Linked DNA regions of Homo sapiens: regions 2 and 3 are each linked to region 1. The links are chromatin loops, found by intact Hi-C in ENCODE. Cell type or tissue: OCI-LY7. All regions are shown on one strand.

Region 1 (4,000 bases):
TCACCAAGGTTGGAGTGCAGTGATGAGATCACAGCTCACCGCAGCCTCGATTTCCCAGGGGCTCAGGTGATCCTCCCACCACAGCCTCCCCAGTACCTGGGACTACAGATGCATGCCACCATGCCTGGCCCCAGATAAGATTCTAAATATACATTTTGCTTCTTCTTAAGGCAAGCCAGCCATTGCCAACATAGAGCAACAAAATGCACATTGCTTTGCTAGGGACCTTACAGAGTAGATAAATGACACAATGTCTTCCCTCTAGGGAGGATAAAAAGAATAATGAAAGATGTGTTTTTTCCATAAATGCATATATTAACATTTGACTTCACAAAAAGTGCTCATGTAAAGAACAATACTTTCCCTTGAAGTTAAGCAATTTTATGATGGATCTAACAGTACAGGGAAAAAGGTCTTGGGGCTAATAATAATAATTAGCACTTATGTTGGTACTTTCTGTGTTCAAAGCATTTTGTGGAAGATTAACTCGTTATTCTTCCCAGCGTTCTTGTCAAGTTTATAAAGCTTTAGACTGTTCTGATGTCCTCTCCAGTACAATTCCATATAATATGGGAACATTCATTTGATTTTTACATATAAATACTACTGGAGTTCTGATTATCCCACACTGTGTCTGATACCCAGTAAACTCACAAACTTTGGTGGAAAGAATGGATGGTACTTCCTGGATCCTTATTTCAAAGATCCATTCAAAATTCAAGAGTCTGACCAAAGAATGGATTATCACTTTAAGCATCCAACTATATTTTATCAAAATGGTCTCATTTACATTTTTCTTCATTTAAATCATGAGTTCCTCAAGGACAGGAACTGTGTGTTTTTCATGCTTGTTCCAAGGATCACCTAGGCATGTGTTGGCTCAGAATGATGCTTAGTAAGCCTGTGTTGAACAATAAAAATGAATTCTTTATTGATAAGTTCTTATTAAATTGTGAAGAATAAATAGCATGTGGTATCTGTCCTGCCCTCTAGGAATAAGTATGAAAGAGGAAGCAGGACTTATATACAGAAAGCAACTGGACACAAAATAGAAAAATACAAAATACAACCAAGTGCTACAATGTGTGGTTCGAGAAATGAGCGCTAAGGAAAAATTACACTTGTTTTGTTTTGTTTTTTGACTTCTCAGCCCATTAGCTCCACCTCCTTCCTTTGGGTATATGTGTATATATACAGAAAGAGTGAGACAGCTTTTGGCCTGCAATAAAATGTAACAGCCTGTAAAAATATTATATTTTCTACTCTGTTTAATATAGAAAGTTCATTCAGTTGGAAATTATATACAGATTTTTAAGTTTCTTTCTGTACAAAACAACAACAAAACTCCAAACACAGAAACACACGCACAAATACACTGAACTTTAATGGTGATCTTTATTCAAATTACAGTTTCTGTGCACACCTGTAATCCCAGCTACTCCAGAAGTTGATGGGAGCATCCCTTGAGCCCAGGAGTTCAAGTCCAGCCTGGGCAACATAGTGAAATCCCACCTCTCAATCTTTTAAAAAATTAAATTACAACTTCCCATATTATAAAAAAGTACTGCAGCTCCAAGCTTGAATGGAAATTCATTAGATTTTTATAAATTTGAAGGAAGTTTATTTCTGAAAATAAATTTTGTTGAATTTCTTCTTAAGGTGGAAATTTGTTTTTCATTCCTTTTCTTTGCATGTGAGTTTTGTATCAGTTGTGGAACTCTATAGCTCCACTACATATTTGGGTATTTGAATATTTGAATCTGTTGTGCTTTTTCCAGGAAATTCTGAATTTTAGGATAGTCTACAGGTACCATAAATTGAGAAGTCCAAACAATTCATTATCTTCCTTGAAGCCCAAACCTGCCATTTTTCTCAGATAGGAAAGCCACCAAACATAGGGAGCATGCCTGCCACTTCCCTCTGGCCCGTCTCTGGCTCATCCGCCACAGAGACCTATTTATTACATCCCCTGAGTATTCTTCTAATTCCCCCTCCTTTCCATCCCCACTCTTTCAGCCACACTTCAGGACCATGGTCTGTGCATCGCTTAGTCTCATCCTAATTTATCCGCAGCTCCACCCACTCCAACCTCCTCTCCCCTCTCTAAGACAACCTTTACTTCCCCACCTATGCCTGTTCCAATTTACTGTCTCTGAACCCCACATATGCCCTTTTCTGCCCTACATTATGATAACTGGAGCTGGACCTAATTTCTTTCGTTAGCGGGCACAATGTTAGACCTTGTCAGTAGAGGGCGCTAGAGGGACACTGCACAAGGAAGGGGCTTCTCTTCTGGTTCCAGCTCTGTTCTTAGAAAACAATGAGCTGTCTCCTTGCCAACCAGCAGCTCCCTTGGTAGGGGCATGCAGAAGACCTGATGACACAAACCCTCCAAAGAGTTTCACCCTCACCACAACAGGTGGCTTCCTGCTCGGCAGCCCATCCTGCATCACTTCAGTGGACTTCTCTGACATCTACTAGACCACATTAAATGAATCACAGCCTTGAAACTGAACTGGAAGGACTTCCTTCAAGGTTATACTTTCTTTGAATACTGTCTTTCAGCCCTATGCCTAGTGACTGCTCCCTGCGTCTTACCCCAGTTTTCTTGAGAATTCCCTTTATACTTCTTAGTAGATAATACCCTTTAATTAGTTCCTTATTTTTATGTGGTATTAAGTTTTCCCTGTCCAAACTATTAGTCATGTCTCACTTAATGATGGGGATATGTTCTGAGAAATGTGTTGTTAGGCAATTTCATCATTGTGTGAACATCATGGCATGTACTTACACAAACCTAGATGATAGTATAGCCTATTACAACCCTAGGCCATATGGCATAGTCTATTGCTTCTAGGCTACAAACCTGTACAGAATGTTACTGTACTGAATGTGGTAGGTAATTGTAACACAATGGTATTTGTATATACAAACATACCTAAACATAGAAAAGGTACAGTAAAAACAGTGTTGTAATCTATGGGACCACCATCATATAGGCAGTCTGTGTTGGACAGAAATGTCATTATGCGGCTCATGACTATACTATTGTGATTTCTGTCTCCTGACCAAACCCTGACTGCTTTACCACTTTTGTTCTTTCTTTATTTTCTTTCTTTTTTTTTCTTTTTTACAAGGTCTCACTCTGTTGCCCAGGCTGGAGTGCAATGGTGTGATCTCGGCTCACTGCAACCTCCGCCTCCTGGGTTCAAGCGATTCTCCTGCCTCAGCCTCCTAAGTAACTGGGATTACAGGAGCCCACCACCATGCCCAGCTAATTTTCGTATTTTTAGTAGAGACGGGGTTTCACCATGTTAGGCAGGCTGGCCTCGAACTCGTGACCTCAGGTGATCTGCCCATCTCAAAAGTCTAGTTGGGAATGGTAATCACACAGTTTGGCTATCTCCTCAGGTCAGATTACTCAAATAAGGATTAAACTGCTGCTTATCTTTATGCTTGGCAGCATGGTACCTAGCCACGTGGTACCAAGAGTGACTCAGACATGCCTTACCCTCTCTGTGTTACACAGCTCACCTCCAGCTAGAGCTGTTGAACTGTAACACAGAAGCACCCATTTCTCTGCTCACAAAGTGTCATGGTACCCAGGGGCAAAACTAACTCAGACACAATAGTACTCAAGTGTTCTCCATCATTCCAGCTCAATCCAAAGACCCTCAACACATTCCCTGAAATGAGAGATGAAGTGCACTGACAGAATTCAAGGCATGTTTGAGACAAACTTTTCTCCTTGCTTAAGTCTTCTCGGCAATGGTTGGCTCTACCATTTTAAAAGACCTGCAATTGTGTGCAATGAAAGTAGTTCCAGGCTGCTGTATCTTGCTCCCTTTCCCACAGACATCACCAGAAGCCCAATTCATCACATTCTTAACAGCACTCTTCAGATTTATCTGTCAGGGCAAAGGATCCAGATTAAAAATGAAACAACCATTTCACTTGCTTGACAAGGGGAGACCCAGTCTGCCAAATTTCCGTCCCTATC
Region 2 (4,000 bases), 250 kb after region 1:
CATCTTGACTAACTAAAATGAGTAAGGAAGCATCTTTGTTTCGTGGAACTGGGTTTGGGCGGCAGGTCCACACAGGAAGCATCCCCTGGGCGGTGCCCAGTCTGGGCTGAGCCTCTGCTTCTCCTGGCTGCCAGCAGCTGCCCTCCCCCACAACCCCAGCCATCCAGATGGCACCAAGAGCCTAATTGCCATTGTTAGTATTGATGGCTCATTCCAAAACAGCAGAGAGGAACAGGCAGGAGAGAAAACATCTCTCTGTGGAGCCACCTACTGCCTGTGTTTAATGCAGATGAGCATCTAACTCTGTGACTTCTGGCATCTGTGTCCACAGGAAAGCGCTGGAAGCCCCTTTTTTGCTTCAGAAACAGTATGGAAGCCATTAGGAAGGGTGCCCTTGCCACTTATTGGCCCAACTCTCCTGAAAAGACATTAGCCTCAAAAATTAAAAAGCCTGACAAGACCAAGTAGTGGTGAACATGTGGTGCTTCTGGATCTCTTATACAGTACTCTGCAGAGGAGCCTGTATACTGGAACAACCACTTTGGAAAATTGTACATTATCTAGTAAAGCTGAAGATATCCATGTCCAGCAACCCAGCAGTTCCACTCTGAGATGTGCACCCTATAGCAATGCATGCCAGGATGCACAGATAGAACGTTGAAAGTAGGCCAGGCACGGTGGCTGATGCCTGTAATCCCAGCACTTTAGGAGTCCGAGTCAGGCGGATCACCTGAGGTCAGGAGTTCGAGACCAGCCTGACCAACATAGAGAAACCCCATCTCTACTAAAAATACAAAACTTTTCTGGGTGTGGTGGTGCATGTCTGTAATCCTAGCTACTAGGAAGTCTGAGGCAGGAGAACTGCCTGATCCCGGGAGGCGGAGGTTGCAGTGAGCGGAGATTGTGCCACTGCACTCCAGCCTGGGTGACAGAGCAAGACTCCATCTCAAAAAATAAATAAATAAATAAAGTTGAAAGTAGTGTCATTCATAATCACCACAAACTCCAAACCACCTGAATGTCCATCAGCAGTAGATTAGATAAATAAGTTGTGGTAAAGGCAATCAATACCTTTGCCATTGTTATTATATGAAAATGAATAAACATAATCTTAAGCAAAAAAAAAGAGACAAAAGAATATACACTGTAGGATTCCACTTATATAATGTTCAAAATCATCAAAATATCAAACCACACACTGTAATGTTTAGGGATGCACTTGAGTGTGGTAAACACCAAAGTAAAGCAAAGAAACTATTACCAGAAGTCAGTACAGTGTGGCTAATTCTGGGAGAAGAAAGGAATTGTAGAGGGGGATGGGGAGTTACTAAGGTGCAGGCAATATTCCTCTTCTTGACCTGGGGAAAGTGGCTACCCAACTGTCTGCTTCTGTACATGGGTGCCTTTGTGCATTATTCTGTTGATATGTTCCACTTCACACACACACACACACACACACACACACACACACACACACACACACACCCCAGAAAATGTTAAGAAGAAAGGCAGCTCCCAGCCGGGCGCGGTGGCTCATGCCTGTAATCCCAGCACTTTGGGAGGCTGAGGCAGGCAGACCACGAGGTCAGGAGTTCAAGACCAGCCTGACCAATATGGTGAAGCCCCATCTGTACTAAAAATACAAAAATCAGCCTGGCGTGGTGGTGCATGCCTGTAGTCCCAGCTACTCAGGAGGCTGAGGCAGGAGAATCGCTTGAACCCGAGAGGTGGAGGTTGCAGTGAACGGAGATTGTGCCACTGCACTCCAGCCTGGGTGACAGAGCGAGACTGTCTCAAAAAAAAAAAAAAAAAAAGAAAGAAAGAAAGAAAGAAAGAAAGAAAGAAAGAAAGAAAGAAAGAAAGAAAGGCAGCTCCCCAGGCCTGATGGCAGCTGCCCCCTACTGGAACCCAAGGAAAGTGCAGGTTCAGAGGAGGTATTTGGTGGGTGGGAGGGGGTGTTGAAAGGGTCACAAGAGCTGTTGTGGCCTCAGAAGAAGTTGTACCCAAATCCCTTTTGGAATGTTTCTTAAAGTTTTATTCATGAGTTGTTAAGCATTTTGTTTGGCAAATCAGTTTATCCCAACCACCTCTGTGGAGGTGGCAGATGGCACCTAAAGAAAGCCTCCTCCTAAATGCAGCCCAGTCTGTTTGCTCACCCTCTGCTCAGGCCTTGGCCGCTGTTCCCAAGGCTCAAAGGAGCAGTCAGAGAAGGAGGGGAAGGGAGGGAGAGAGGGGTTTGTCGGCAGCCGGCGAAGTCTGTGGGGATGGATAGAAACATGGTGTTTACAAGAAACAGCAGCCCCAGGACTGAGCCTTTTCCTTTGCTGGAAGCCCCGCAAATGCGCACCAATATTGAAGCCTGGGAAACCCAAGCTGCTAAATCTCACCACTGGGGCAATGGCAGGGGTGTGCAAGAGCCAAAAAGCATGGGAGCATTAATTTGTATGAAAATCCAAGGAGGAATTGTGTTAAGAGTGAGGGTGAGAGCCAAAAGGATGGAATGCTTAACTCCTTGATGCAGTCAATAGTCGCATCTGGTCCTTCTGACTGTGGGAGAGAGTCTGCAGTGAGGCCTTTTCCAGGCCCTGACAATTCATCTGAAAAGGAAAAGCCAGCACAGACGTTTCCAAAGGCTTCAGTCCTGAGTGGGACAGGAGGGAAGTGAAAAAGGGACAATAAGACATAGTTCTATTATTTAATATTTTCTAAAATGGCATAACGGGACTATTAATCAGGTTAAAATGTGATTTTCCTTGTGTCTCATGTTAGTGACAACCCAATTTAATAAAAGAGCAGGCACTTGTAAGAGTTCTTGGGTCTGTGCTTTTAAGTGACACTTTGTATCTCTCACCTTTTTTAATTTGAAGATGTTTGAATTTTCATACTCTAACAAAGACCTCCCCACAGTTCCTGAAAGAGTGTTTCAAGGACTTTGGAAGCCATTTCTAATTTGTTGCCTTTAAAGAACTGTCCCCAAGTATAATGATGTTCCCAAGCCCCAGGTTTCAGGCCAGGCACAGTGGCTCACACTTGTAATCCCAGCACTTTGGGAGGCTAGGCAGGAAGATTGCTTGAGGCCAGGAGTTCAAGACCAGCCTGGGCAACACAGTTTGGCCCTGTCTCTACAAAAAAAAAAAACTGTTTTAAAATTATCCAAGCATGGTAGCATGCGCTTGTAGTCCCAACTACTCGGGAGGCTGAGGTGGGAGGCTCGCTTGAGCCTGGAAGATCAAGGCTGCAGCAAGCTGTGATCGTGCCACTGCACTCCAACCTGGGCAACAGAGTGAGACCCTGTCTCAAAAAAGAAAACAAAAGGCTACAAGAAATAGATTACCTATAACTCTCCATTATTCACCAAACATGTGTTAAGTGCTGACTAGATGCCAGACCTGGAGTGCATACTGCCTCGTGGTGGAGCTTACCTCTGTGGGGAAGGAGGGTAAGACAGTATGATTTGGGATGGTGAACACTCTGATGCAGGACAGCAAGGCATTGCAAGGCTTGTGGAAGGGGCACCTCACCCAGGCTCAGAGGCTCAGGGAAGGCTGCCCAGAGGGAGTGACATGCAAACTGAGATCTGAAGGAGGAGCAGAAGCTGGCTGGGTGAATGGCAGAGGCCAGCAGTGTTCCGGGTAGAGGAAATGGCACATGCAAAGGCCTGAAGAGAGGAGAAAGATGGTGTGCACAGGCTCAGAGCGGGGAACTGAGGAGGGGAGAGAAATGACACCCAGAAGCAGGAGACTCCAAATCATAAGGGACCTGGAGGCCATTGGAAGGAGTCAAACTTGGTTCTAAACTCATGAGAAATCTCTGAATGGTTGGGAACAGATTTCTGAATTAGAAAGATGCCATTGTGTAGAGCTTGGATTAGGAGGAAAACAAGACAGGCATCAGGAAGACCAGGTGGGAAGCTTCCTCAATATCCTAATGTAAGACAATAGAAGTGAGGCTGGATGGGGACTGAAGACACAGGAGAGGAAGGGCCTATGCCTATTTTGCC
Region 3 (4,000 bases), 540 kb after region 1:
AACCCAGTTGTCCAGCAGTTTCAGCTACCTACTTCTATTCACTTGTGGCTCTACTAGCAAAAGTATTAAAGGATTATGGACATCTTTCCAAAGGCAGTGTACTAGCTAAAGGCACAGAAAGAAGGAGAGAATGAGGCTGGATGGGCTTACTGGGGGCATAACTCATCGTGAGGTTTCCTGATCTGGGTGAGGGATGATGTGTGTGGTATATACTGGATGTGGTATTTCCTTTCTTTTTTCTTAGGTGGATTAAGAGCTGTTTCGTCAGGCCGGGCACGACAAAACAGGGATCACGCCTGTAATCCCAGCACTTTGGGAGGCCGAGGCAGGTAGATCACAAGGTCAGAAGATTGAAACCATCCTGGCTAACATGGTGAAACCCCGTCTCTACTAAAAATACAAAAAATTAGCCGGGCGTGGTGGCAGGCGCCTGTAGTCCCAGCTACTCGGGAGGCTGAGGCAGGAGAATGGCATGAACCCAGGAGGCAGAGCTTGCAGTGAGCCGAGATCACACCAGTGCGCTCCAGCCTGGGCGACAGAGCGAGACTCCATCTCAAAAAAAAAAGAGCTGTTTTGCCTCTGCATCTTCACAACACAGCCTAAAACAGCCTCAAACACAGCCTAAAACAGCACTTTAGGAGGCCAAGGTGGGTGATTACTGGAGCCCAAGAGCTCAAGACTAACCAGGGCAACATGGTGAAACCTCATCTCCACAAAAAATACAAATCAATAAACAAATTAGGTGGGCATGCCGGTGTGTGCTTGCAGTCCCACCTACTCTGGAGGCTGAGGTGGGAGGATTGTTTGAGCCCAGGAGGCAGAGGCTGCAGTGCCACTGCACTTCAGCCTGGGTGACAGAGCAAGAGCCTGTCTCAAAAAAAACAACAACAGCAAAAGATGAACATACGTGCATGTTTATATAATATATAGGTAGATGATATTAGTGTAACTGTATAACACTATGTGAAAAATGAAGCTTTAGTCCCCTTGGAACACACAGGTGAGTATGACTTGTTCCCTGCTTCAAGGGGCTGGTGATCTAGCAGAGATCACAGATGTGGAGCAGGTAAACTAACAAGATAGGCAATGCAACAGGTGCCAGGCCTGTGGAGGCCCAGAGAGGTTGCACCCAGATGGATGAGTTTCCTAGATTTCATTAGCTTCTTCACAAGCGCTTTAGTGCCCAAAGCCAAAGGACAAAGTAAGAGGGAGGAGCATGGAGAGGCCCACAGCAGGAGGACTTACGGGAGATGGGACTGAAGACGAAGTGGTTTCGTGTCCTTCAAATTAGATTGTCTAGGTACTTGTCTTTCCCCTCCACGTAAGATGACTCATTCTTAGTATATTCATGTGTAAAACTGCTTTGGATTTTAGGTACATGGAAGACCAGGATCATGTCACACTAGTGTGTATTGCACAGCATATGACATAGAACTATGTTGAAACAGTGCTTAGCACATGACTTTTGGAGACGACAGAGATATGACCAGGCAGAACTGTCCTCAGGTCAATTTCTAAAGTGCATGAGAGTACTCTGGTTCCCCCAGCCCATCCTCTTGCCTTCTTGTACTCATTCTCCCCCGTCCCTTGGCCCCTCTCTATGTTGCCTTTTAGCTTCTCAGAGCCTCCTTGCTTTGGGTCTCACCCAGACCTGACACCTTTGCCGAGACCTCTCTAAATTAGCCTTTCGTCCCCTCTCCTACCTGTCAAACTGCTCTCTCATCTATCCACCAAGGGGAGGGCTATGTTGTTAAACTAACACTAATGTATGAAAGCCCACATTGCTAGCTAACACTTGTACTATCTCATAAAAGTTAATTTTTAAAAGAGGTGCTTTCAAATTTCAATAAGCAAAGGCTACAGCTGAGATTATTTTCTTTTTGCTTTCCTGGCCTCTGAAGTTATGCTTTCAGGAAACTGCTTTCTGTCTAAGTGTTAACCCAAGCTGGCCCTTAGATGCATTTGTTATGTTCAAGTGCCCTCTGGAGGCAAAAATAGTCTCCTGTTAGATAAAAGACATGCCTGCCAATGACCCACAAATTACTGGCCCCTGTGCTGTGGGGTCCATTCATTCCCGTCTTTGTGCATTCCCAGCACAGCCCTGCCTCAGGGCCTTCAGCTTAGGCATGGAAAATTCTTTGGCCTGGAATAGCTGTCCCAAAGACTGTCCCATGACTGATTCCTTCATACCATCCACTTCAGCTCAGCAGTGCTTTCTCAGCCGTGCACCGCATCTAGCCAAGTCGACCTTCCCATTCTGTCATGTAGCGCTGTTTCCTTGTCTTCCGGCACTCAGCACTATCTGAAATAATCTTCCATTCACTCAACACGTTCATCAAGTGCCTGACCTAGGCCCTGTCTCATGCACTTGGGATAGATCAAGGTACAAATGCAACAAGTTCCCTGCCCTGGCGGAACGTACAGGTCTTGGGAATCACATTGTTTCCTTTTTCATCATCAGCCTCCCCGCTGGAATGTAAGCTCAGTGAGAGTAGGGATCCCTCATCGAGGGGGCAGCCTCATTTACTACCTTATCCCAAGAGCCTGGAACTGTGCCTGGTACATCCTTCATGGTCAATCAATATTTGTGGAATGAATAAACAAATGTTTATATTAGCCAGGCACAATGGCTGAGGTGAGAGGTTAGCTTGAGGCCAGGAGTTGGAGACCAGCCTGAGCAACATAGTGAGACCTCTGTCTCATGAAGAAATTTTTTTAAGTTTATATTTTCTATCAGGATACACAACTAACATTTTAAACTTATTTTGCTGTGACAAAGTTCATTCATTCCATTATCACAAGTCTACAAAATGAGACAAACTGTATACCTCATTATTATTCAAATGATCAATAACAACCATAGTTAGCATTTATTGACCACTAAGTATTAGACACTATAATAGTGCTTTATTTGTATTTTCTCATCTTCACAAAATTTCCTGAGGCAAGTAACACCATTTTTCACTTTTAAGATGAGAAATTTGAGGCTTACAGGAGCTTCTCACTATCACAAAGTCATCAGGTGGGAGAGCCAGCTTTTGAGGACCGGACAGTCGACCCAGAGTCCATGCTGTCAGCCTCCTCCACACAGCTACGTTCACATCAGGAAGTCTGTATTACTCAGCGGCTCCCTCTACCATCCTCTAAAGAAATCCTGCACTCTCTTAGCAGGGCCTGTGAGACCCCTCAAGATCAGCCCTGCCTCCTTCGCTAGTCTCCTTCCCATTACCTCTCCTCCCACCCTGACGGGAGCCCCTGCAGCTCCCAGACACGGCCATGCCTTCCCCCACCTCCTTGCCATCCAATGCTGCGTTTCCTTCTTCCTCCCTGCCTAACTCCTACTCCTACTTCAAGGCTCAGCTCTTGCCCCAAGCTCTAGAACCTTTCCTGGTCCTCTGGGCTGGGTTCTGTGCCCATGCTCTACTGCTCCCAGCCCCCTGTGCCTGGCTTTGTGATTCTCAGTGAACGAAATGAGGTGCGGCTTTTCATCTCCAAATTTCTGGTGCTTAATTGGAACAGAGAGATTGACTAAATACTTTGAATGACAGAGCATTTAAGAATTGGCCATGTTTTACAAATTTAGGCACAGTGAGGCAAACAATCCCATTGTAAATAAGAGGGTTAGTGCTGGGCACGGTGGCTCACACCTGTAATCACAGCACTTTGGGAGGTTTAGATGGGAGGATTGTTTTGAGGCCATGAGTTTGAGAACAGCCTGGTCAATATAGTGAGACCTCCTTCTCTACAAACAAACACACAAACAAAATAATTAAAAATTAGCCAGGCAGGGTGGCACAGGCCTGTGGTCTCAGCTACTTAGGAGGCTGAGGTGGGAGGATCATTTGAGTCTCGGAGCTCAAGGCTGCAGTGAGCTATGGTCACGCCACAGCACTCCAGCCTGGGTGACAGAGCAAGACCTTGTGTCTTAAAAAAATTAAAAAAGGTTAGAATGTGGCCCATGGAAGTCCTCAAAGGTACAATCGCATGAAGCTGAGAAGCA

What was found. Hi-C counts contacts between places; a loop is a spot of excess contacts. Peaks named below come from ENCODE experiments on the same cell type or tissue, not always from the same donor. Only the 100,000 strongest peaks of a DNase experiment are listed, where the experiment ranks them.
Region 2: a loop joins it to region 1, with 4 times the contacts of the local background. A loop is called at or near these places in 4 of 110 quality-filtered maps.
Region 3: it touches region 1 in a loop (3-fold over the local background); 6 of 110 quality-filtered maps call a loop at or near these places.

The regions. Positions count from the first base shown.
Region 1 is chr13:53,150,239-53,154,238 of GRCh38, reverse strand. It overlaps LINC01065 (long intergenic non-protein coding RNA 1065), which reads left to right and starts at 2,339. Exons shown (of 5, transcript NR_125788.1): 1 at 2,339-2,535. In OCI-LY7, CTCF peaks have their summits at 2,045 and 2,249 (motif pointing right); a DNase peak (open chromatin) is centred at 2,308.
Region 2 is chr13:52,895,519-52,899,518 of GRCh38, reverse strand. No RefSeq gene overlaps it. Among named protein-coding and RNA genes, the nearest start is that of PCDH8, 49 kb to the right of the region's middle. In OCI-LY7, CTCF peaks have their summits at 1,691 and 1,903 (motif pointing left); no DNase peak of the experiment used is centred here.
Region 3 is chr13:52,607,503-52,611,502 of GRCh38, reverse strand. No RefSeq gene overlaps it. Among named protein-coding and RNA genes, the nearest start is that of LINC00345, 9.1 kb to the right of the region's middle. In OCI-LY7, a CTCF peak has its summit at 1,989 (motif pointing left); a DNase peak (open chromatin) is centred at 1,972.